Regions from separate parts of the Mus musculus genome. Here all the other regions are linked to region 2. Evidence: chromatin loops called from intact Hi-C (ENCODE). Cell type or tissue: heart. All regions are shown on one strand.

Region 1 (8,000 bases), 570 kb after region 2:
AGGTAATGACAGAACTCTGAATGACCTATCTGGGATGCCTTAAAAGTGAGTCATAAGCCACATTTGACTAATTGAGTTAGACACTGCCAGTCATCCGATGCTACAGATACACTCAGAGACGGAAGGGAATTTTCCCAGGAAGGGAGTGGGCTGTGTAGAGAAAGGGAAGAGAAGCTGCAGGAGGAGCAGCAAGTGCCTGTCTGGTCCCCAAGGAGACAAACATTCCTGCCATCGTCACAGGGGAATCTCTCTCCATACACCAACTCTTCCAGGAACGAGAAGTATTTTAAACACGGCAATTAAGGTAATAGAAATGCATTGGCTGATGTGGATGTAACTCAGAACACAGAATGCCGGAGGAGCGCAGTCCCATTCTTGGGCAAGTTTGAGTCAAGGTACTGGCAGATGCGACACAAGAATAGGCACTGCTCCCTCAGGAATCCCATGACAGACTCCCTGTTGCCAAGAGTGGAGTTTCCCATCACCCTCCCTTCCTCTTGTCAAAGGCTGGTACTGTGTGAGCTGGCAGCGGGCTGACAAGGTTACAGGGAGAGATCTGATATTTTATCACACTTCTGGGGCCCATGACAGACAGGCTCGTGTGGAGTAGGCCCATGGCCTCTTCTGCCTCCCTCTCCAACTATCCACCTCCCACCCCCTACCAGTGTGCTTCACACAGGCCTGCCAATCAGAGACAAAGATAAGAAACTGACTTGAGTCCTCCTCCCAGAGCCCAAGCATCGAAGGCAATTATGTGCGAGTTGGAGAGTCTTAGTGCTTGTCAACCTCGGTATGAGGCTTGTAGTGGAACTACACAGATGCTGCCACAGCAGCGTGTATGGCCTTCTGCAGGACACAGGGCTACTCTTAAACAGGCACCACAGATCACTGTTATGCCATTATGCTCACTATTAACAATGCACGACCATGGAAAGAGTCATGACTGTGGGTGGTGGGGCAGGCCTGCCACCCATGCACAGAGGCCAGCACTTGGGAGGCAGAGGCAGGCAGATTTCTGAGTTCGAGGCCAGCCTGGTCTACAAAGTGAGTTCCAGGACAGCCAGGGTTCTACAGAGAAACCCTGTCTCAAAAAACCAAAAGAAAAAAGAAAAAAAAAAAAAAAAAAGAAAACTATCAAGCCAGCTGCAGCACTCGGAAGTGGGCCCTGCACCTCACCTGAACAGCACAGTAGAGCTGGCCCCAGTGGCAGTGGGGTTTGTCTGTGAGCTGGCCCCAGTGGTGGTGGTGGGTGAGCTAGCCCCAAGACCATGAGCTGGGGAGAGCTGGCCTTGCCCAGCCCCTCATTTTCATCTGCAAGGTGGTAGTGTGGGTTCAGGAAAGATGCCATCCCACCCCCAAGCCTCCTACCTGCAGTAGGAGAGTGCGCTGGCCCAGAGAGCCAGAGAGCTGGAGAGCTGGCCCCACTCCTCACCTGAGCAAAGAGGGAGAGCTAACAGGTTGACCAATTCAGCTTCCACCCATGCCCAGATCTAGGGTTCTGAGGTCAACCACCCCAAAATATAATCCATCAGTGAACTGCTGGAGCATGTAGAAGGGCAGGTCCTGCTGATCCAAAGCTGCAGGACCTTCATGACCCAAGACATCAGAAGAGTGCCAGCAAGGATCCAGAATTGGTTGTATAGCAGAAGCCTTGAACCAGACAAATGACTCATTACAGTGAATGTTTGCAAGAAAAGCTGTTTAGACAAAAGGGTGACCCACCAAAGCTTCTACTACTAGCTGGTGTTTTCTTTTAGAAGAACGTTGGTTGCAAGGGTGGTGGGCGAAAGGATGGGAAGATGAGTGGGACTGGGGTGCGTGATGTAAAATTCACAAAGAATCCATTAAAAAAACTAGAAAGCCATCAAGCTGCACAGCCCATACTATCCAATGTTCTTCCCAGCTACCCAGGATGCAGAGTATGGATATGAGACCATTGAAGATAGCTTGGTAATGGCCCGTGAAGATGTCACTTAGAGCAGTCACCACAGGCAATAACATGCAGGGTCCTTTGTAAACTGAAAACAGATCGACCATCTGATCTCACAGTTTTCTACTGGGTATAGAGTCAAAGGAATGGAGATCAACATGTGACAAGGCATGTGTAGTCACAGATTCGTTTCAGCACCATTCACAATTGCCAAGATATGGAACCAGCCTATGTGTTTATCAGTTGGTTAATACATAAAGGAAATGTAGTATGTAAGCATAATGGACTATTTCTCAACCATATAAACGAATGACATTTTGTCATTTGTGGCAACATGGAGATTGGAGAACATTGTATTTGATTAAAAAAAAAAGTTAGGCACAGTAAAGTGAACATTTGCATGTTTTTGCTTAGAGGTTTAAAAGCCAATCTCACAGAAGGAGAGAAAAGAATAATGGTTATGGGAGCTGGACAGATGGCTCAGTGGTTAAGAGCACTGTCTGCTCTTCTGTAGAACCTGAGTTCAGTTCACAGAACCCACATGGCAGCTCACAACTGTCTGTAATTCCAGCTTTGGAGTTCTAATACCCACTTCTGGCTTCGAAGGGCACCAGACATACATGTGGTACACAGATAAGCATGCGGACAAACACCAACACACTAAATAAATAAATAAAATAAAATTAAATTAAATAAATAAGAAAAATTTTTAAAAAAGAATAATGGTTACCAGAACCAAGGAAGGTTGAGGGAGGTGGGAAATGGGGAAAGAAGTCCCAGCTACAGAGTGCAGTTGAACAAGAATAATCCCCAGTGATCTGTAGCAGAGCTGGGTACCTATGGTTGGCCGCAGCCAGCTACATATCTCAAAGGGACTAGTGGAGAAGAGGTTGGATGTTTCTGACATAGAAAAGAGGAGCTAATGTATAAGGTTATAGACATTCAGCTTACACTGACTGGATCATTACATACTATATGTCTGCACTGGGGGCTGGCTCTGCAAGCGTGAGGGCCTGAGTTTAAATCCCCAGCACCGGGTAACAAGCTAGGCATAGTTGTGACATTTGTAACCCCAACACTGTGGGTTGGAGGCAGGTGGATCCCAAGAGTTAGCTGGCTAGCTAGGCCAAATGATGAATTTGCAGTTCGGTGAGAGATTGTATCTCAAGGCAAAAAGGCAAAGAGGAAGATATTAGATATTCTGATGTGGCCTCTACATGCATGTGCATAGATGTGTACATAGATATACAACACACACACACACACTGTCATACTGTACTCCAAAAATATATTCAATCACTCTATGACAATTAAAAATAAAAAGATAGTTAAAAAACAAAATTACCAGGCTACAGAGTAGATCCTCCCTGTGATTTGGGGGAGAAAGGGGTCCAGGGGAAGAGGTGAGCAGGTAGAGGAGGAGAAAGAATGAGGGAAGGGTGTCAGGCTAATAGACAGAAGGAAGCTTTCCAGGGTAGGTGCTCCACCTGAAATGGGACAGACCAGTGCCTAAGTGACACAATCAATACATCCCTTCCTGTCACCCTTCCCTGTGGCCACAGCTGCAAAACAAGGCAGAATGAAGGCAACACACAGACACCGTGGTAGCTCATCAACCACAAGAATACAGAGACAACACAACAACACAAGACAATACCAAGCTTTGAGGCCCTGGGCCTGGATGGGTGACTGCCACTCCCCTGTCTGCCCCGGCTGCCTATATGCTCTCCCGTTAGCTCCTGATCCAGAGGGTCCTGCTTCATAAAGAATATAGGGTTCCCCAAAACTCCAGACTCTTTCACTGTACTTACTCAGGACGTCCTGAGAGGATTTCCCAACTCAAGCAGGATGCCCATGGCTAGAAAGAAGGGTGTCAGATTAGAACATACCTGAAGTCAGTGCTGTTGGCTCTCCTGAGGTCTCATTTCTTTTCAGAGTAGACTAACAATTCCTGGTATTTGATGGCTGAGTGTCACAATGTATGCCATTCAGTGGCCATAGACCTGCTCTAAGAACTCTCAAAAAATAAAATAAAATAAAATAACTCTAAGAGACAGATGCATTCATTCCCATTTTATGTGGCTAGAAGCAGGTTTGGAAAGTCTACACACAATGGATTTCAGTCAGGCCTCGGACTTCTCAACTCATGGCAGAGTGTTGAATCATTAAAAGGCCCCAGTGGCCCGGCACTCCTCACCCAGGGTTCCTGAGATCTGATAACACCTCTAGCATGGTGCCTTTCTAAACATTAAGGCCATTGCTTTTGACACTTTTCCCAGGGCTATCTTGGGGCCTCCAAGTGTCCCTTGGCTGTAAGGCTGCAACCCAGGGCAGTCAAACCTTGGCAAGCTGTGGAAGGAACCGAGCCAGGGATGCTTTGGCAAGAAGCCCGGGAGCACATCCTTTAATAGTTCGGGGTCTCCTATAAATATGCCAACTGCAAATCAGAGGCTCAAAAGCAAATCCCAACAGCGACTCAATTTCAGGGTCTGAAGCATTCTCAGCCCAGCCTTTCACATCAGCTCAAGTCCCCCCAGGTTCGCTGGCTCCCTCCATATAATCTACTGAAGCGCTGAGGCCCTCTCCACTAAACGCTGCAGCGACCAACTATGAAGACAGGGAGTGTGGCCAAGGGGTCGGGAAGAAATTTGGTAAGGTTGCCTGACTCTCAATAAATATTTATTCCCACTTGGGGAGCCAGGGTTGGACCAGAGCTCCCCCTGGGCTTCGCATGGAGAATTTTCTATGCTTCCAGCGGGGAAGGCTGAATGCCAACCTCTTCCCCCACCGTACCCTTGAAAACCTTGGGTGAGGCTAGAGATGCCTCTCATTCTGTGTAGACTGTTTGGTCTTATTGTCTCTAATCTGCATAATAAACTTCAGGGTGGACGCTGCTGTTGTCTTTTCCAGAAAGAACCTGTGGGTAAAGGAGAGAGGACGATGCAGACACTAGCCGAAGAGTCAGCGTTTGGCTCAGATCTGCTTGGCAGCAGTGTCTGAGCTCTTTCCTTCCAAACACCATGCTCTCTCCCTCTGGGTTGAGACCACAGATCTCTGCCAAGACTTGGTTCTCTTCCTTCCATCCCTCTCCTGGGCCCCACGAGGGGCCTCACTTTGCTGCCAGTATCCCGAATAGACCCTGTGAACCCCAGCCTCTTCAGTACCACCTGGTCAAGACCCCCTTGACCTGTACCTCTTACAATCTCACTTATTGTGTTTCCAAAGCAGTGGTCTAGGAGGAGAAGGCAACTTTATGAGTGAGAATGACGTAGGGTGATGAGGGCCATGGCTTATCAGTATTAGTTTGTCAATTGTATGTGAGGGACACTGGTCCCCTCAGCATGGCCTCCTCCCTGCTTGATCTCTTTTTAGAGACATATAGTAGGGAATAGTCATATCCTCTGCCTCCTCCAAGGTCACTGGAAGGTAGACGGCTATGAGACCCAGCTTGTCTAAGTCTCTGGGCGGCCACGTCTCACAGTAGCCAACAGTCCCATCTAGCACAGAGTCCCTGGGGCTTGTTGCCATCCACATGCTGAGCACCCCACCTCTCAGCCTGCAAGCCAAAGTAGCCTTTGCAGTGGAGACCAGGCACGTTGCCAGGGTCCTGGACGACTCTGGCAGTCAAGGACATTGCAGACTCTCTCTTCCACCGGGAGCTGGGGAGGCAGAAGGAACTTGGTTCAAATTCCAACTTCAGATGAGTTGCTGACCTTGATACTTTAGTTCTCTTTCCGCACACAATAAGGATGAAAATCTTACCTGATTCTTGGGACCTGTGAAGAGAGAGAGAAAGCACTTAGGAGGGTCACATAAAGAGCTTTTCTAAATGTCCTGACTCCAGGGTCCCTCTCCACCCAGCATTTGAACATATTACCCAGACTTAGTAAGGAGTCAAGAAATGAATTGGATTTGCCCCTGCAAACCACGGAACAGACAGAAAACCAACTAACAATGAAATCGCATGTGAAAGATAGCAGTTATAGGCCTGAGTTCTAAGCCATCCGTCAACACATACTCTGAGCACCCATATTAATATGCCCCTTATCACCCAACAACCAAAACTCTTTCCTATAGAAACTTTATTTACAATTGAGGAGATGGTGAAAACAAGAATGAAAAAGATGAAAATTAATTTAAAAATATACTGATCATCAAAACATGACTCTTGTTCATTTATTCAATGCACACATGCATACACACACACACACACACACACACACACACACACACACACACTTTAATCGTAATTGTTTAATGTATACCATGGATTGTATGGGAAACATGGTTGACTACATAGCTACACCCTCAAGATATTTAAAGTCTAGAGAAGTAGACAGATGAACAAATCAAAGTTCAAAATTAATTTACTCTCTTTTGACTTTGACTATTGAAAGCAGATAAGCCCTGTGCTATTTAAAAGGCTTTATTCAGAGATTCGGAGGTCAGATGCAAAGCTTTAAGCAGAAAAATGTCCGAGGTCTGAGTCCTGGTCTCCAGGAACTCAGAGCCTCAGAGTCCAAAGGCGGAGTTAAATATGTTTTGAGAGGGAGTTGTCATCAAAGAGATGGCAGAAGATGGTTTTGAAATTCTCATCTAAAAGTAGTTGGGGGCTCTGAAAAGACAAGTAAATAGATTCTAGGTGGTTGGCTGCCATCCCAGCAGAAGGGAAAAGCAGACAAGGCAACAAACCATCTTTACTAGTCCCACACAGCAGTGAAGGCAGAGGCAGAACCAATTAGCTCTACATTTGCTGGGTATTCACTGCCTCCGTTCTTCATAGAAGAGAAGTACCTGTTGTCTGTAAGTACCACCAACAGAATGCCTATACAGTCACTAGTGTCTAAGAAATATTCACTGAGTTAATGGGCCAATGACAACACAATTATTTAGATGAGAGAAGCCCTTGTTTCCAGTATGCAGCAGCATAGAGTTTTATAGGGAGTCTACAGTGCTCAGAGCTGAAGATCTGGTCTTCAGGTTCCCTTAGATGGCTTGTAGTCACCTTGAACTCAGAAGAAATGGGTACAAAAAGATCCAGGGATGAGAGTGAGTGATTTGCTTTTTTTTTTTTTTTTCTCATGGCTGTGGCAGTGCCTGACAGAAATAGTGAAAGGAAGAGAAAATTTAAGGGGCTCTCTCTGTGGTGGCATTAGCAGGAGAGAGAGGCTGTGCCTGGGCCCAGAAGAGGCAGATATAACTTTCAAGAGACAGTCCCTAGGGATGTATTTACACCTGCAGTGCCCTAACTCCTAAGGTTCTACCAGCCTTCAAAACAGCACCATGATTGGAGGACCAGGCATTCAAAATATGAGCCTGTGGCAGACATTTCAGATTCAAACTGTAACATATCCCCTGGTCCATGTCTGCTTGACTCCTGGAGGCTATCTTGACTTAGAAAATGTCTGTACTTGTGTGTTCTTCCTTAAGACTGCATGCTTCAGTGAATGTCACTGCCCAATCCAGTACCCTGGGAACTTAACCCCTCTCTCCTCCTTATCCACTCTCTACTCCTTAGTACCAATCAATCAGTGATGTTTATATAAGTACAAAGATGCAAAAATCTATCCCCCAACGTTACCACATTTCTAATAGCCAGCATTTCTGTTCTTGGCCTTCCAACCTAACTGTTTACATTTCTCCACCCTTCTTTTCCCAACAACTGCAACTCTTCCTGTTATGTGTTCCTGTGCAACACATTTCACATGTTAACCCTTCCTTTCCCAAACTTTGCCCTTTGATTCAGCCCTTTCACCATCCCAACTAGGGCAAACCTGTCTCCATGCTCCCTTTTATAACAGGATTCAAAATTGCAAATTTACAGCCCCACTGTCCAGAGGACAATATCAGCACATGGCTTCCTAGCCCACAACAGACAACTGTGTTCATACATCTAATGCAAGCAAGATGAGACAGCTGAATTTTATCTCATCTTCATGTCTTGCTCTGCCTCCAAGAATGGAATGGGTAGGGAATAAAGTGTGAACAAATAGTGAATTTTTATTTGCCCCAAGAGTAACAATTCAGGCAGGAAAGTAGAAATATTGAGAGGTTCAATAGCAGCAGGATG
Region 2 (8,000 bases):
GCTTTCTGCTTGTGGTTTAAGATGTGAGTGCTCAGCTTGCTGCTCCATGCCTGCCTGCTGCTTAGCTTTCCCTACATAACGGTGATGGACTCTCAGCCTCTAAAACCATAAACTCCAATAAATATATCCTTCTATAAGTTGACTTGGCCGTGGTGTTTTATTACAGCAACAGGAAAGCATCCACGAACAGATTTACATGTTGGTCTTCCTGGGTAGCCTGAGCCAGGTAATGTCAATAGGCTTTGCTTTGATGTTCTGGTTGGAGAAAATAAGTCACAATCACTCGACAGAGCAAGAATACAGTCGCTTAAATATAGAACTTGGAAAAATAGCCTGTAGAAAAGTGTATATTAATATTCTCTCTAAAAGTGACACGCTGGCAGAATAGAAGCCATGAGTTAGGCTGGTGCTGTTGGCACCTCTGATAACTGCTGGATTCAGTCTGAATGGGTGTTGGAGGCTTGGTCCCCAGTAGATGGACCAGTACAGTGGTGGCACACCACTGATAAGAAGTGGAGCCTTGTGGGGAGTCCCTAGGTCACTGGAGTCTTTGCCCTTAGGAAGCATTGTGACTGCTCTCCCGAGACACCTGAATTAGTTCTTGAAAGAGTGTTGTTAAAAGAGAACAACTATGGTTGTTCCCCAGTCTCTTTGGCTTTCTACAGGTCATGTGACCTCTCCTCTTTGAGTGCTCTGATGATTACGGTGTTTTCCCCGTGGGACCCTTTCAAAGGCTGGGATAGTGCTGCCATTGTGCTCTTGAACCTACAGAACCAAGAGCTAAATAGACCTCTTTTCTTTATAGTTACTAGCCTTGGCCACTATATTATAGCAACAGAAGATGAACTAATACAGGTGGAATTTGTCACCTGAATGGCTGGCAAGGTGATATGAACCAAATACCCTTTCCCAGGCCTGTCATTGGGCCTCTCTTGTGCTATGCCAGGAGATGCTTAATAAAACCGTCCCTAGTTGTAATGTGTGCTTGTTGTGCTGTACATATTTCCACGGTGTCTTATTTCCAGGTGCCACCATGGCGTCACCGAATGCAGTGATGGGGAGAGATAGGCATGATTGGCTCTCCTCCATCCTTACATGGCACCACACATGATTGCAGCCTTGGGCCCTTGTTCCCCTGAATTCCATGGAATGTGTAACATTTGCAAGTCTGTCAGGAGGGGAATTTTAGGAGGGACTCCTCTAAAAACAAGGACTGGAAATGGACCTGGTCATGGGAACAGAGGCAGGAGAACAGGGCCTGTCACCGAGCCCTAGAGGGAGATATCGAAGGGGAAAGGACTAGCAAGGGTCTCAGAATTGACCCAGAACCTATCTGAGGGAGTTGTCAGGGCTTTCTTTCTCCTCTGACCCAGAATAGGCACGGTCTCCTTTTCTCCTGCTCATAATTTCATTTCTCCCTTTCCCCCTTTCCCCAGCCTCTGGGTTTTGGTATACATTGGGAGTAAGGGGTTGAAGAAGGGTCTTGTTATTTAGTTCCAGTTCATTCACTGGGTTGTGTTGTCCAGAATGTCCTTGAATTTCCCACCCTCGTGCTCAGCCTGCTGAGTGCTGTGCTTGCAGATGTGTGCCGCCACATCTAGCTCTGGTCTCATCCTTGTGCACGACTGGTGCAGCCTCCTGAGATCTCTACAAGCTTTCCAGGGCCGAGCAGAGAAGGCATAGGGACATCCTTGTGGAAAGTTGTGGGAAAGAAAATGAAACTACTGGCCGCTAGCCTTGCTCCCTGCCTCCTCCCCATCTTTACTATACCTTCTAGCCACAAGAAACGGCTGGCCCCCCAGTCTGTCCCTTTCACTTGTGGTGTGGTGAGCACCAAGATCATCTGCAGGTAAAGCTTGGAGGGAGAGGCCGCGAGGGGAATAGTGTTCTGCAGATGCAAGGTCTCACACTAGGGTCCCACTCAAGCTGGTTTCCAGAAGGCTCTCTCGGTCAGGGGCTGGAGCCAGACAGCTCATTAAAATGAATAGGACCTAGCAGGCCTTCTGCATCGCTCTTGGACGTCTCTGATTGCTGACAGTCTGGAACTGATGACAGCCCACTTCAAGTGAACACTGGACTCGAACGTTCTCCGTGTTTTGCCTCCCAGACCCTTGGATGGATTTTGCCATTTTTGTTTAACACATTGAGAGGTGCTGAGACCTTAACCCCAGAGTCCTGCAGGGAGATCCCACCAGGGTGTGAATAGGAGCTCAGCCCTGCCCCGTATTAGGAGAGCAGGCGTGAAGCATGCCCCCCTCTTCCTTCTTATCCTAAAGCCAAATGGGCTCAGAAAACAAGAGTAAAAGGCTAATGAGGCCAGAGCAATGATTTGTTCTCCATGACCTCACTGCATTGGATGCGCATTGCTGCGTGACACATCACCTCCAAAGCACTACCATAAAGCGCCGTCTCACCCCTGCTCTAGAGTGTCTTGGACTTCACTGAAGACTCCAAAGGCTAGATTCAAGTGTCTATACTTTCTGTAGAAAGCCATGAGTCCTGACACATCTGGACTCTGCTGTTTCTGGCCGGTAGACTTAGGCCATTTCTGTCCTTCTCCTATCTCTGCTCACACTACCGCATCCTCTAACAGTTCAATTTTACTACTGGAACAAAATGTCTGCCAGTCGGTTGAAAGAGAAAGAAGAATGCTACAGAGTAGAGAGTAGATCAAGGAGGTTATGGAGGAGAGAGGGAACACTGGGACCCTGGTTGAGGGACATAGGAGCTGTTTCTAAGCCCAGAGGACAAAGATCCCTTGTGTCTGTGTACACATGCGGCTAGATGAGAGTCATTCTCTTTACCTTTGTATATCTCCCTGTGGTCTAACAATCCATGGCAGAGCTGCAACACTGGCTGTGAGCAGCAGTATAGACAGGCAGAGGTGTCCTTAAGAAGCCACTGCATAGCTGGTAATACCAAGATGTTTTTTTCCCCACCAAATGACTGATGCATGTAATGAGGAACCCTGTGGAAAATAACATGGTCATCTCCTAAGTGCACTAACCACAGGTCAGAGGGCAGGGAACCCTTCTCATGGAGGAGACCCAGAGGGAGTTGACAGTGATGGCCAAAGCATGAGATGAGTAGAGAGGAGTTAGGGTCAGATGTTAATATCTGCAGTCATTTACACCCATGGGCTATGAGGCAGGGGCAGTTTGGGTCCCAAGACTATCACAACTATGCTAACAGGGATGATCCATCCTCACTGTCACAAGGGAATCCATTTCTCTCTGCAATGGCTCAGTACCTGGAAGATAGACCCATGTGTTCTAGGCTTAGTTAACCTCTTAGTGATGTGAGGGAAATATTCTTGAATGGGCTGAGAATCTGTAAATTGGCTGTTGATCTTTGAAATGGCAGTTTCCAAGAAATGCTCACATTGAGAACTGCTGGAGTGTCTGGAGGCCATCTGGTGACACACCTTGATAGCAGGGGTCCATTCTGTCTGTCTGCAGTTCTGTCCTGGCCCGGGTAGTTTGGGGACGCCAGAAACTGTTCTCAGTTACATTTGGGATAAAGTCGATAATTATGCTCTCCTGCAGGTGGCGCCACAATGTAGGTTTTCAAGCAGCCTTAGGCCAGAGGGTTTTTTATCCAGAGCACAGAGCAGGACCCAGGTCTGGGACTACTCTTGTGGGAAAGAAGTCCCTGCAGCGCTACCAGGCTCCAGCAATTTGTTTAATAAACAACCCTGGCTTTTATCAATGAAAACTGTGACCCTGTTCCTGAGCTGATGAAATGGTGGAAGCTAAGTGAAGGGGAAGTTAGGAGTCTTCTCTCGCCCTTAAACCTGGCTCTTTTAGTCAGCTATCATGAGAGATGAGCCAGTATGTTTCTCCCAAAATCTGGCAAAGGACCACAGCCAAAATCTCACAAAAATAGCTTCTTTAGAAAACAGGGCTCTAGGAAACAATGTGCCATTTAACTTCTTCCTCGGTGGCCATGGAGCCAGACACTGCCACCAGGCCAGTATGGTGAGTGACTCACAGACCCGTGGTGAGCAGAGAACAGCCCGACTGCCCAGTGTATATCTCTCTTCACCTTCATCAGCTGGTGGGGGCGGGGCGGGGGGAGTGTGAGAGCTCGGAGGGCTTGCAGCAAGTGTAGAAGAAGCGTGACCTGGACCACTACACAGAGCTGCCTTTTCCAGGCTACTAATTCATGGGAAGAGCCAGGGAAGCTAAGGGCTTGCCTCCCTGTATTGTACCCCTGGAGAAACAGATACTTTCCTGAGACAGGGAATGCAGACTCCTTTCATACACACTGCATTAGAGTTTCAAATCAGGCTCATAGGGCTTGTATTTCTTGTGAATGCCACTGCAATGAGAAGGTATAAATGTGGCGGGCACGCAAGGGAAGGCCACTGAAGCGCACACCTGTGCGAATGATAGTGGTGGTCAATAGTAAAGTCAAGGAGTAAGACAGTCGACCTTACCCATCCCCCCGCCCCCATCCTAGAGTTGAGGAAACCTTCAATAGGCCATCAAGTCTCTTGCTGTGGCTAGTTTGACCCTTTCTGCCATTCTTACAATGGTGGGAAGCTGTAACTGTTTCCAGCCTGCCTTCCCCCTGTGGTATTCAATAGAAGTCAAGAAAGGCAAAGGCAGCGTGAGGGAAGGCCCTATTAAGAAGAGGAGGACAGGCAGGGGCTGCACCTGTCCTTTGTTGGTCCAGCTTTCTGCACATTCTTTCCCTGTCACTGGCCTCTGTCATTACTCTTCAGGTACCACACAATGCTGACTCCTCTGAATGAAAACAAATGATTGCACACACTAGGCAGGAGATAAAGAACAATAAGCACATTTTGTTTGCTACCTCTAGAAAAAAAAAAGTCTGACTTCTGGTCCATCCATCAGGACACACACACACACACACACACACACACACACACACACACGCACTACAAGGGGCAGAAAAGACATCTAGGCAGGGTGACAAAGACTTGCTTGGATGATTGGCTGAGAAGGGCTTAGAGTAAGTTCTTACTTCCTCTCCCTTTGAGCATTTTCACATAAGTCCCCTACAGCCAACTGACAATCGGATCTCCTGTATCCTTTAGTGAAGTGCATTATTTAAGCAGCCTGGTGGGTTTTCTGTGGGGCTTTTAGGCTGTCACTTCTGGGGTGAGCCTGTTATGAAGGTGTCATGTGCCAATTTCAGGAGACTCTTCTGAGTGAGTTTAGGCCCTGGTGAGGCAAGCCTTACTAAGACCTGTGGGGACAGCTTCCTTTGATTTTGCATGAGTGTCTCTGAGGCGTCATGTCAGACAGACACTTGGCCCCGGGGCTCCCTTAGTTCTGGAAGGAGGATGTCAAAGCAGCAGCAACATGGAGTTATTGTTCTGTGTTTCTCTGGGCTTGTGAAACTAACTTGATATTGTGTGCTTATCTTGGGTCTGGGATCCAGCGTTTCAGAGAAGAGAGGAGCCAGATCAATGTATTACAGGGAGCTAATAAGATAACCCTTGCTGTCTTCTGGGCCATGCGATGCTCAGCAGACAACCAGAGCCTAACAGGGCTCCATGCTGTCTCCTGGAACACCCTGTAACTAGAGAAATGTCTGGCTGGCTGGCTTCTTCATGCTTACACTTGATTCATTGTGTCCTTCTGGTGGGAGCACTTTCAACAAGGTCCTGGGTGGTAAGTCCAACCCGACCCAAGTGTGCTACCTGCCCGGAAGCTTGTCCAACTTGTCACCTCGAAAGTCTACCGAGGGTATAACTTTGATGTTTGTGAAAACATTACCCCTATAAGAAGGGGAAGGAATTTATACCACTGTCAACCTTTTCCTAGTAAGCAGATTCTGAGAGGTTTTGGTGGGAGGGACAGTTATGCGCAGGAAGTGACTGAGGTTGAAGAAAGTGTCATGGGAGAGTGGGTCAGGAACCCCAAACCATAAGCTCCTGGAGAGGTCTTTCTTTGATGAATGGCTAGTCTTACTGAACTTGGCTGACAGAGCCATTTCCTTGAACTTAGCATGCAGAGTTGGGTAGACAAATAGGTGGGCATCCTTTTGAAAATTGTTTTATTTTTATTTATTTATTTTGGTCGTTGGGCTCATTAACTGGAGGGGGTCTTTGTAGAGATATTCTAGATAGTGCAGCCTCACCTATTTCCCTGCCTGCCAGATGCTCTCTCAATTTAAGCAACCTCTGGATTTCTTCCTTTGGGCTTCTGAAACTATTCTGATGTTGGCAATGTCTGGGTTATGTTTAGGACATGGCCCAGGACCTAGGGCTTCAGAGACAGTGAAGCAAGGTCAGCCTCTGGACAGATCAGGTTACCTAACAAGCTCTGTGGCATTGGCCATTCATTTCTGTCCTAGGACTAGAAGAAACCTTGGGTTTGGGCATCCTCTAGTGCTCTGTGTAGGATTACCTTGGTTGGTGGGGCTGGACAGGGATTCTAGGTTAGGAATGGATGTATGTTTGGCTGGTGTCTGTTAGGAACACCCAGAAGTGCCTCTGACCGCCTGCACCACATGCCTGCTTGGGAGTATGCCCCGATCCAAGTGCACTTGGTGGCACCATATATGCACCACTCTGCCCTGTGTCTCCACCGCCAGGGTGACTCGAGGAAGCCAAGAAGACCCAGGGGGTGTCTGCAAACGTCCACACTGGGGAAGAGCAGGCGGGCCAGTGGCGGCAGCGTGCGGGGAAGCGCCCCCTGCCCCCTCTGCCGGCCGCTCTACCTTGGTCTAGATGTCAGTCGCGAGCTCCGAGCCAGCTAGCGAGCCAGAGAGGGAGCGGCGGCGGCGGCGGCAGCGGCGGCGGCGGCGGCGGGCCGCGGGCGGCGGGGAGGGGAGGAGGCGAGGAGAGGGAGGGAGGAAGGGAAGCAGGGAGGGCGGGAGGGAGGAGAGGAGGACCCAGAGAGCGCCAGGCAGCTGGAGTTTTTGCAGCGCTTGGCCGGGCTTCAATGCACAGCAGCAGCGAGCCGCGGCGGCAGCAGGCAGCCCGGGAGCTCCGGCGGCGGCCGAGCCAGCGGCGGCCCCGCTCCCTGCCCCCTGCAAACTTTGCGAGCAGCCCGCCCGGGGGGCCGGGGACGCGCCTGGGAGGCTCGGCTTGGACTACGGCCGCGCTCTTGGCCGCCGCAGCGCTAGCCGCCGCCGTCGCTGCTACCACCGCAGCTCCGCGCCTCCCCGGGGAGCTGCCGGCGGCTTCCGAGGCCCCCCAGCCCCGGCCCCTGGGCACTGCCCGGCTAGTCCCCGGCCAGGGTTGGGGGCGACAGCGGCGCAGCCAGCCCCGGGCTGCCAGGGGGTGGCCGTCACTGCCCAGGGAGGCGCGCAGAGGATCGGAGAGCGCTCCCCGGCGGGTCCCCAACGTACTCGCCGCCGCGCCCGGGCAGCGGCCCGACCCGGCTAGCATGGGCGGCGCGGAGTGACGCCGCCGTGCCCGCTTGGCATCAAGGACATTCAGCCCGCGGGGGTGGGGACGAAGGGGGGCAGCCCCGCGTCGCCGCCGCAGCCCCTGAGAGCCACCGCTGTCGCTGCTTGGGCTCCGGGGCTGGATGGAAGCTAGGGGTGCTTGGAATTGATCTTCATTTCCTGACCTTTTTGTTGGACATTACGCCCACCTTGGACGCTGCAAGAGGAGCTGTCAAGCCCGGCAGGCTCTGATTTGGCCCCCTCCGTTTTTCTCTGCTGCTCGTGGCTTCCCCGTGCCTCGGTGGAGTATTTGCGTTCGGGGCTGGGGCTGGAGGAGGCAGCCACACGCGCGCACACGCACACGTTCAGAGGAGGGCGAGAGGCAGCGGTACAGGCACCATCTGCAGTGTCAATGCGGCGCTGGGGCTGAAGGAGGGAAACGCCGCGCTTCCAGGTAAGGAGCCGCCGGCCGGGCACAGGGCCAGCTGGGCAGAGCGGGCGGAGGTGGCGAGTCCGGTCCCGGAGTCCTCGCCTGCTCTGAGGCAGCCCACTACACACACACACGCACACACACACACACACACACACACACACACACACACACGCAAAACACAAATCGCGTGCGCGCACACACA
Region 3 (8,000 bases), 390 kb after region 2:
CTCCACAAATCAAACCAGGCTCTGATGTGTGGGTTAGTCCCTCGAATGTCAAAGCTACAAAAGGCCCAGATCAACACTCCTGGCCCATCACCAGCTCTGTCCCAGGAGGTCTCCATGCTGGGAATGCTCCTTCTCCCTCTCCCTTCTAGTCTGTTCCTTCACGGAGCCAAGTGAAAAGCTGGCAAATAATTCAGACTTTGATTTCCCGTGCAAACCCACTGTGAAATATTTATGAAGCATGACTTGAATAATTAATAGTTTCTCACAAGTCTAAAACATGTTTCCATAACACCCTCTCCCACCCGGAGCAGACCCCTTCCAGCCAGTCCCTGCATCAACACCACAAGCAATGAGGCTGACAGCAAGCAGCCCTCCTTTCCAGCATTTGATGCCAGAGCTCCCCATAGCCCAGGGGCACAGAACCCCAACTGACAGACCCAGTGTTTTCTCTCTGGGGAGAGCAGTAGTGGGGCAAAGCTACCCTTTGGAAATAGCTGATTACTGTAGTTTACGGAACAAGAAAACTGTCATGGGTCCTGTTGATAACCATTTTGGGGCTCAGATCCCAATTATGTGACAAGAGAAGTTGAATATCTTGCCCACACCATGATACCAAAAGTCCCTTGTCCTTGGGTGTTCAAGCCACAAGACAAAGATTTCACACCTAGCTGAGGAACATTAGAGCCAAGGTCAACGAGTGTGTCCAGGTGAATGCCACCAGTGTCCCCAGTCTGGGATCTGGGCACAGGGCAGTTGGTTCAGTTTGCTGGTCCCCAGAGGAGGCTTCCAGCAGGAGGGCAACCATAGCCCTATGAACTCAGTGGGTTCAGGTTCAGTACAGTTCTGTTAGTGGGCTGTGGCTGGGGAAAGGAAAGAGAAGTCTTCATTTAAATGCAGATACAGGCTTCTCACCTGGGACTGGGGAAAGTTTTTCCATTAAAATGCTAATGAAAGAACAAACTGCAACTCCAAATCCCTCTCCATCTAGGGCTGTGCTCCCCACCCCCACCTCTGCCCAGCTCCTCACCTCCAGTCAGGGCAGGGGGCTTGGCAGGCCTGGGAGCTTCCCTGGGCACAGTCCTCACAAATCCCAGGCTCTGGCTCCTGGAGGGTGCTCTGGAGACCTTTGGCCATGGCAGGCCCCCTTTGCAGGCACCAGGAGGCTGTTTACTGGGGAAGTGGCTGGAGATCAGAGCTCTGGAGTCAGGTCTCAGTTACAGTACCTTTTAGCTAGGTGACCTTGGAGAACTTAGCGAACCTCTCTGAACCTCATCTATGAAATAAGTAATGATAGTCATTTTTAAGAAAACCATTGACTGAGTTAATCATAGATACATATGTGTCTCTCTCACTATAGATAAAACCTGTCACTAAAAACAAACAAAAAAACTCAGTACACAGAAGCTATCATGACTACTATTATTCTTGTAGAGATGAAAGCACTTGTCACAGAAGAATATAAAATGCCTTGCAGAGGCCTCATGAGTGGATTCTAGAGAGCTGCTCTTCAGTAGGGCGTGAGGCACTGCCTAGGGCCCATCCCAGCCTCCACCTATCCCAGCATGCCTCAGTCCTCTTCTTTTCTACACAGACTCTGACCCTCGCAGATCTGAAGCCCAACCGAGGACCCATGTCTGGGGGGACACAGGTTACCATCACAGGTACCAACTTGAATGCAGGCAGCAATGTTGTGGTGATGTTCGGGAGCCAGCCCTGCCTCTTCCACAGGTAACCTATGGGCCCATGAGAGGGGCCAGACAGGTAAAGCCCCCTGGGAGGGAAATGTGGGGTCCCACAGAGGTGGATAGGAACTGGCCCTCACCCAAGATGACTTTTGTGAGTCCCCCTAAAAGCTGGCACTCTTCTGCCTTTGTTTGAGGACAGTAGCCAATTGCTGCATTTCCTGGAAGGTGGGAGAGGTGTTGTGCTCCTGCCCACAGTTCAGCCTGGTACCCTAGTATCCTTTGCAGAGAATGGGGTACCACTGAGCATCCAACTTAGAACCAAAAGCCTCTTTAGGTCCAGAACCTCTCCTGCTGGAAGCTGCCTAGGGCCACCCCAGTCAGCCCTGAGCAGGTTGTCCCAGAAGGCTGAGGCTGAGCCAACAAGGGCAAGAGGCCTTCTGCCCAGCTGGGCTCTTCAGCCCAAAAGAATACACACTTTACCTAGCCAGAAGCCTGGAGTAGAAGCCACAGGGAACCCATTCAAGGAATGCATTGGAAAATGTAACCAATCAGAGCCAAAGCTCCCAGAGATAGGTGTGTTCCTACAAGAACTATGTCAGATTCAAAGTCAGATCAGCCTGCACCTTGCATTACTGCTAGCCAAGAAGCCAATATTTGGATTCTTTTGAGAGTGTTGAGGATGACTTTGCTCAAAGCAACTACAGAAGGGCTGAGACTCTCACGGGGCATAGGGAGAGCTGGAACCCAGTGCAGCAAGTTCAGTTGCAGCCTTTAGAGCTATAAGCCAGGTCTCAGGACTCAAAGAGTCACAGGGAGCAGGTGGCAAGGAGCTAATTCCTGCCAAACCCACTTCACAGGATTCTCACTGCAGGGAAGGAATGAGACAGGGAGGAAAGAGCATCACCAGACTTATGTAGCTAGATACTTGTGAAAACTGGGGCCAGGGTTAGGAGTAAGGATAGCCCAAAGTGTAGACCTCTTTGAAAGGCAGGCTCAGAGGAGCCTTTCAAAAGGTCTTTGTCTCTGGCTTGTGTACTCTCTATATGTGACAGTGCTCACCCTTACTTCTGAGAAACCGGATGCACCAAGAAAGGGGTTGACCTGGGACCACTGCTAGGCTTAGTACCTGGGAGCCCATGCTCTACCCTCCCTTGCAGGCGCTCTCCATCCTACATTATCTGTAACACTACATCCTCAGAGGAGGTGCTGGACATGAAGGTGACTGTGCAGGTGGACAGGGCCAGGATCCGCCAGGACCTGGTCTTTCAGTACGTGGAGGACCCCACCATTGTGCGGATTGAACCAGAATGGAGCATTGTCAGGTAGGAGGACCCATTCCCCACAACCTTCTCCCTTCATCTGGCCCTCCGTTTCTCTTTCTCAGACATCAAAACCCCAAGGGAAACCAAGCTTGGTGACAAGAGCCTATCACCCCAGTGACTTGGGAGACTGAGGCCTCTCTCTCTCTCACCAGCTTTCTTCCCATCAGCCCTGTTGTCTGCCTCCCTTTGTTTCTCCCATATACCAGACTCATCCAGGGAGGGCCTGGTCCTCATTTCTTGCTGCTTCCCCATTGCCCAACACAAATGCACTAAGCAAAATGACAAAGGAGGTGGAAGAGGGCACACAATGCTGCTATAGGAAGAACCCAGATAGGGAGTCAGGCACTTCAGTAGTCTACTGGGGCAAGCCATGGATCTTTCTTGGACCTCTTTCTTTAGGAGGATTCTCCTAGAGTATAAGAGTATAGCACCTCCCATCAGAGATGGACCTGCAGGCATTTGACTGTGGCCACTTTTCTATGCCAGGAGGACATTATCAGGGTGAGAGGGTTCCATGGAGGCTGTCCTTTCTGAGAACCCTTGAGATCATTGGAAAGCTGCTGTTCTGGGGTGCATGGGGGACACAGTGAAGACTTGGGGTGGGAAGGAACAGATACAGTCCATGCTGTTTACCCAACAGATGACCTTAGCAGCACCTTACTCCCAACCTGCTCCCTGCTCAGTGTCCCCCACATTCAGCTCCAGCCAGGAGGGGCCTGGGACTGGGGAAATTAATGAAGATAGAATAAAGAAGCGCTCTGCTCTGGCTAAGGCAGGTTGCAGCCCTTGCCAGGGGCGAAACTTAGACCAGGGACCCAAGGGCCAGATCTGACTGGATGCCTGAATTTTTGTAAATAAAATTTTATTGGCACATGGCTCTGCTCACTGGTTGTATTGTCTACAGTTACTTGCTCGTGACTGCACAGAGTTGAGTAATTGTGACAGAGACCATATGGCCTGTGGAGCCTGAAATATTTCCTGCCTGGTCCTTCACAGAAATAGTTGGACACCCTCTGCTTGAAGACCAGAGAGAAACAGCCTGGCTGGTGAGATGAGAAAGGCCATTGGCTGTCCTTAGCTAAATTCTGAAGGGGAAACAGGCTGTGAGAGCCATGCCAGGCCTTGGCCTCAGAGCCTGGTGATTCAGGAAGGTGACATAGCCCTTTGTGTCTCACTGAAGATGCTCTGGGACATTCATGGCCTTGTTGAGTTCCGTTTCCCTTCATATTGTCACAGAAATGAAGGTGTCATCTTCCTGGCACTCATCAGTGTCCCAAGTCACACTCATGCCACAAGGGAGGTTGGACACACATTCTGGACTGCCAGCATTTTAGCTTAGGTTAAAGAAATTTGAGGATGAATGGGACTCTCTCTGCACAGTGTGTACATTTGAGCATCCTATATGTGTCTGGGTTGTTTGGGGACAATGATGAGTTTATTTGAAACTGAATGTAGAATTAGTGGTTGGGAAGGCTGGGGACTTAGAGGCTAGATACCAGAAACTCATCTGTAGAAAGAATCCTGCAGGCACATCTGGAGGTGTATGTGTGCATGTGAGCACATGAGTGCATGCAAGACACACTCAATGAGAAAAAGAAGTCATGAGAACTTTAAAGTAGATAGATGTCTAGAAACCCATGTGAGTCCAGCTGACAAAGAATCTTAGCTACTGTGGTTAGAAGTGATTTACCTAAGATGCCTTGCCTTCCATGACAGGATGCTTGTCAGTGACTCCATTGACCAGCAATCAGTCCATTGCTTACTCTAGTCCCAGGAGGACACAGCCAAACACAGGGCTGCCCACCCTCTCCACAAGCTTCTTCCTGGATACAGAGCATAACATCCTTTGAAAGGCCACACTGAGCTAAATCACTTGAGTCCTCCTCACCCGTGTCTTGTGCCACTCCAGACCTCATTGAGTCTTAGAACATGTCACACCTGTACTCTTAGAAAAGGTCCTGGGCCATGGTTGTCACAGGTCTCAGCTGGACTGAAGCTACTAAGGAGGAAATCTGTAGCTTGGTTGCCATGGAAAACATGGTGCTTGGTGCTTGCACCCTGGAAGGTCTGCTGGGGACCACTGAGAACAAGACCAAAAGTGGTGAGGGATAGGGGAGAAGACTCTAGGGCTGAAACAGCCAACTCGAGTTTGGGAGCCTTAGAGAACTAAGAGACCATGCTGTCACCTGGGCCTCTGTGAGAGTTATACATGTTACAAACAGATCAGCAAGGGACAATGTGGACATCTGGTCACCACTGTCCTCCCTCTGGCCTTCTGAGATTCTTTTCCTTGTTATTGCACTTAGCTGCTCATTTTTGTCTCCAAGGACACAATTATGCTTCCTCATCCTTGTTGTCGTGGCTCATGCTGATGACCACTGTTGTCCCAGCCACTCTATCTCCTAGGCCTGCAGCTCACACACTCCTTTCTTTCTTTTTGGGCAGTGGGAACACACCTATTGCTGTCTGGGGAACTCACCTGGACCTCATACAGAACCCACAGATCCGTGCCAAGCATGGAGGAAAAGAACACATCAACGTGAGTCCCTTGGCAGGCCCTTGCCTACATACATGACTCATGTCATGGGAAACCTCCGTGACCTGGGATGGTGGGATGGGAAGTGAGCATGGCCATATTTACAGCTTTGGGGCTATAGGCCTGAAAGACCAATAATTTCCATTCCACCTCACTGTTCCTACACAGACTAACTAGTCATTACCACTGTCACATTGAGCAAAGCCATAGCTAGGAGACAGTCACTGGGTGCAGTCTGTAAGTAGCTAAGAGTATGGTCCTGGCTGCCTCCATCGTAATCTTCCCATATCAACTTGATGTAATACCAACTGCACACCAGGAGTCCTGGTGTGGAGACGCTGCTCACTGTTCGCTCCTCTGACTCCTGCAGATCTGTGAGGTCCTAAATGCTACAGAGATGACCTGCCAGGCTCCAGCCCTTGCCCTGGGTCCCGACCACCAGTCAGATCTCACTGAGAGGCCTGAAGAATTTGGTTTCATCCTGGACAATGTCCAGTCTCTGCTAATTCTCAACAAGACCAACTTCACCTATTATCCTAACCCCGTGTTTGAGGCTTTCAGTCCCTCGGGAATCCTGGAGCTCAAGCCGGGCACCCCCATTATCCTAAAGGTATTCCAGATAAGTTTTTCATGGCATTTCAGTTACCGATTATTGATGGTTTACTGGGAGGATGAGAGGGTACTAGTATATGTAATGTATTAACTTGCTTTATGTTATTGTCACAAAATACGTGATGCTGGCTACTTATAAAAGAAAAAAGCTAACTTGTCTCATTGTCCTGGAAAACGAAAGACCAAATAATCTTCCTGGTTCTTATGAGGGCCTCCTAGCACCACATGTGACAAGGGAACCAGACAGGAAGTCATAAAACTCCACATGTCCACATCTTAAAGGTCCCATTATCTCTTACCTAACAGTACTAGGGACCAAACTCATAGAATACCACATCTAACACATACCAATTCTTTGAACTTCTTGCTAATGGCAGCTTCTTTCCTGGTCCATCCATAAGATGAAATGTTGGGTAGTGGGCGGGCCGTGGCAGCCACCAGCATTTGTGGTTCTGACTCAAGGTTGGGGATGGTGGCTTTCCTGTTGTTCAGGGCAAGAACTTGATCCCGCCTGTGGCCGGAGGCAATGTGAAGCTGAACTACACCGTGCTGGTTGGGGAGAAACCATGCACCGTGACAGTATCAGATGTGCAGCTGCTCTGCGAGTCTCCCAACCTCATCGGCAGGCACAAAGTGATGGTGAGACTGCTGGCACCCTCCTTGTGTGTGGAACAGGCATGAGGGGTGCTGGATAGGGAATGGCTCACTGTATCTAGGCTACTGGATACTTCCGAGAGCACTTCCTGCCCACTGTGAGATTTCCCACAGCTCACCCCAGACTTGTGTCCATTGTCCTGCCCCAAGAGCCAGTTTCTTATGTATTATCACTCCCTCTGTCCTGGCTAGTGCAACAAGAGGAAAACTTTAGAGTGATAAGTAGTGTTAGGAGAGAGAGAGAGACAGAGAGAGAGAGGGAGAGAGAGAGAAAGAGAGAGAGAGAGAGAGAGAGAGAGAGAGAGAGAGAGAGAGAGAGAGAGAGAGAGAGAGAGAGAGAGGAGAAGAGAGAGAAAGAAAGAGATCTGGTCCATGATATAATTTCTGTATCAGATGGCAGGATGATTCTCAGGGAAGTCAGCTGGAGTTTTATCGCTGTGCTCACAGTGTAGTTGCGAGCTGTTTCGTTATGACGATGACAGTGTCTTCCTGACTCAGAGGGTGGGCACATTTTCTAGTTGAGGGGCAGCGGTGTTGGTGTCCACTGTCCATGCTCTCTCTGGGGAGGGGTTAGGGAGGGCCCCTCACTGGCAACCATGCTCTCCTTCAGCCTGCTCTGCTACCTTCCCTCTCTTCTCTGTGTCCACAGGCACGGGTGGGTGGCATGGAGTATTCCCCTGGGATGGTATACATCGCCCCAGACAGCCCGCTCAGCCTGCCCGCCATTGTCAGCATCGCGGTGGCTGGTGGCCTCCTCATCATCTTCATCGTGGCCGTACTCATCGCCTACAAACGCAAATCCCGAGAAAGTGACCTCACGCTGAAGAGGTTGCAGATGCAGATGGACAACCTTGAGTCCCGTGTGGCGCTGGAGTGCAAGGAAGGTACTGAGCATCCAGGTGCTGGTGCTGGAGTCTCTGTGTGCACATATGCACCTATCATAGGAGAGCATGCAGGCTGGGCAGCAGTGGGTAGTATTAGAGGTTATGTATGCATTCAAGAACATGTAAGTCACTGTATGCAGTTATATACATGTGTGCCTGTACTGTACCAACCAGCCTGGGCAGCATTTGGAGGTAATGAAGGTCGTGTGTGTGTGTGTGTGTGTGTGTGTGTGTGTGTGTGTGTGTGTACTTACATTTGTGTATGTAAGTGCCATAGCCTAGACAGAGCTGTAGTGGAGGGTAGTTA

What was found. A loop is a pair of places that touch in the nucleus more often than their neighbours do. Peaks named below come from ENCODE experiments on the same cell type or tissue, not always from the same donor. Only the 100,000 strongest peaks of a DNase experiment are listed, where the experiment ranks them.
Region 1: a loop joins it to region 2, with 3 times the contacts of the local background. A loop is called at or near these places in 2 of 42 quality-filtered maps.
Region 3: it touches region 2 in a loop (2.3-fold over the local background); 8 of 42 quality-filtered maps call a loop at or near these places.

The regions. Positions count from the first base shown.
Region 1 is chr6:32,014,534-32,022,533 of GRCm38, reverse strand. Gm31894 (a long non-coding RNA gene) reads right to left here and starts at 4,536. Exons shown (of 3, transcript XR_377515.2): 1 at 3,820-4,536. In heart, a CTCF peak has its summit at 4,650; DNase peaks (open chromatin) are centred at 4,293, 4,913 and 5,483.
Region 2 is chr6:32,587,123-32,595,122 of GRCm38, reverse strand. It overlaps Plxna4 (plexin A4), which reads left to right and starts at 6,931. Exons shown (of 32, transcript NM_175750.3): 1 at 6,931-7,819. In heart, CTCF peaks have their summits at 3,534 (motif pointing right) and 6,627; DNase peaks (open chromatin) are centred at 3,552, 6,832 and 7,782; H3K4me3 peaks cover 1,692 bases; H3K27ac peaks cover 1,607 bases.
Region 3 is chr6:32,195,817-32,203,816 of GRCm38, reverse strand. Plxna4 (plexin A4) reads left to right here. Exons shown (of 32, transcript NM_175750.3): 15 at 1,592-1,728; 16 at 2,843-3,007; 17 at 5,453-5,546; 18 at 5,914-6,153; 19 at 6,648-6,794; 20 at 7,459-7,693. Among named protein-coding and RNA genes, the nearest start is that of Gm13850, 88 kb to the right of the region's middle. In heart, no CTCF peak of the experiment used is centred here; DNase peaks (open chromatin) are centred at 96 and 3,956.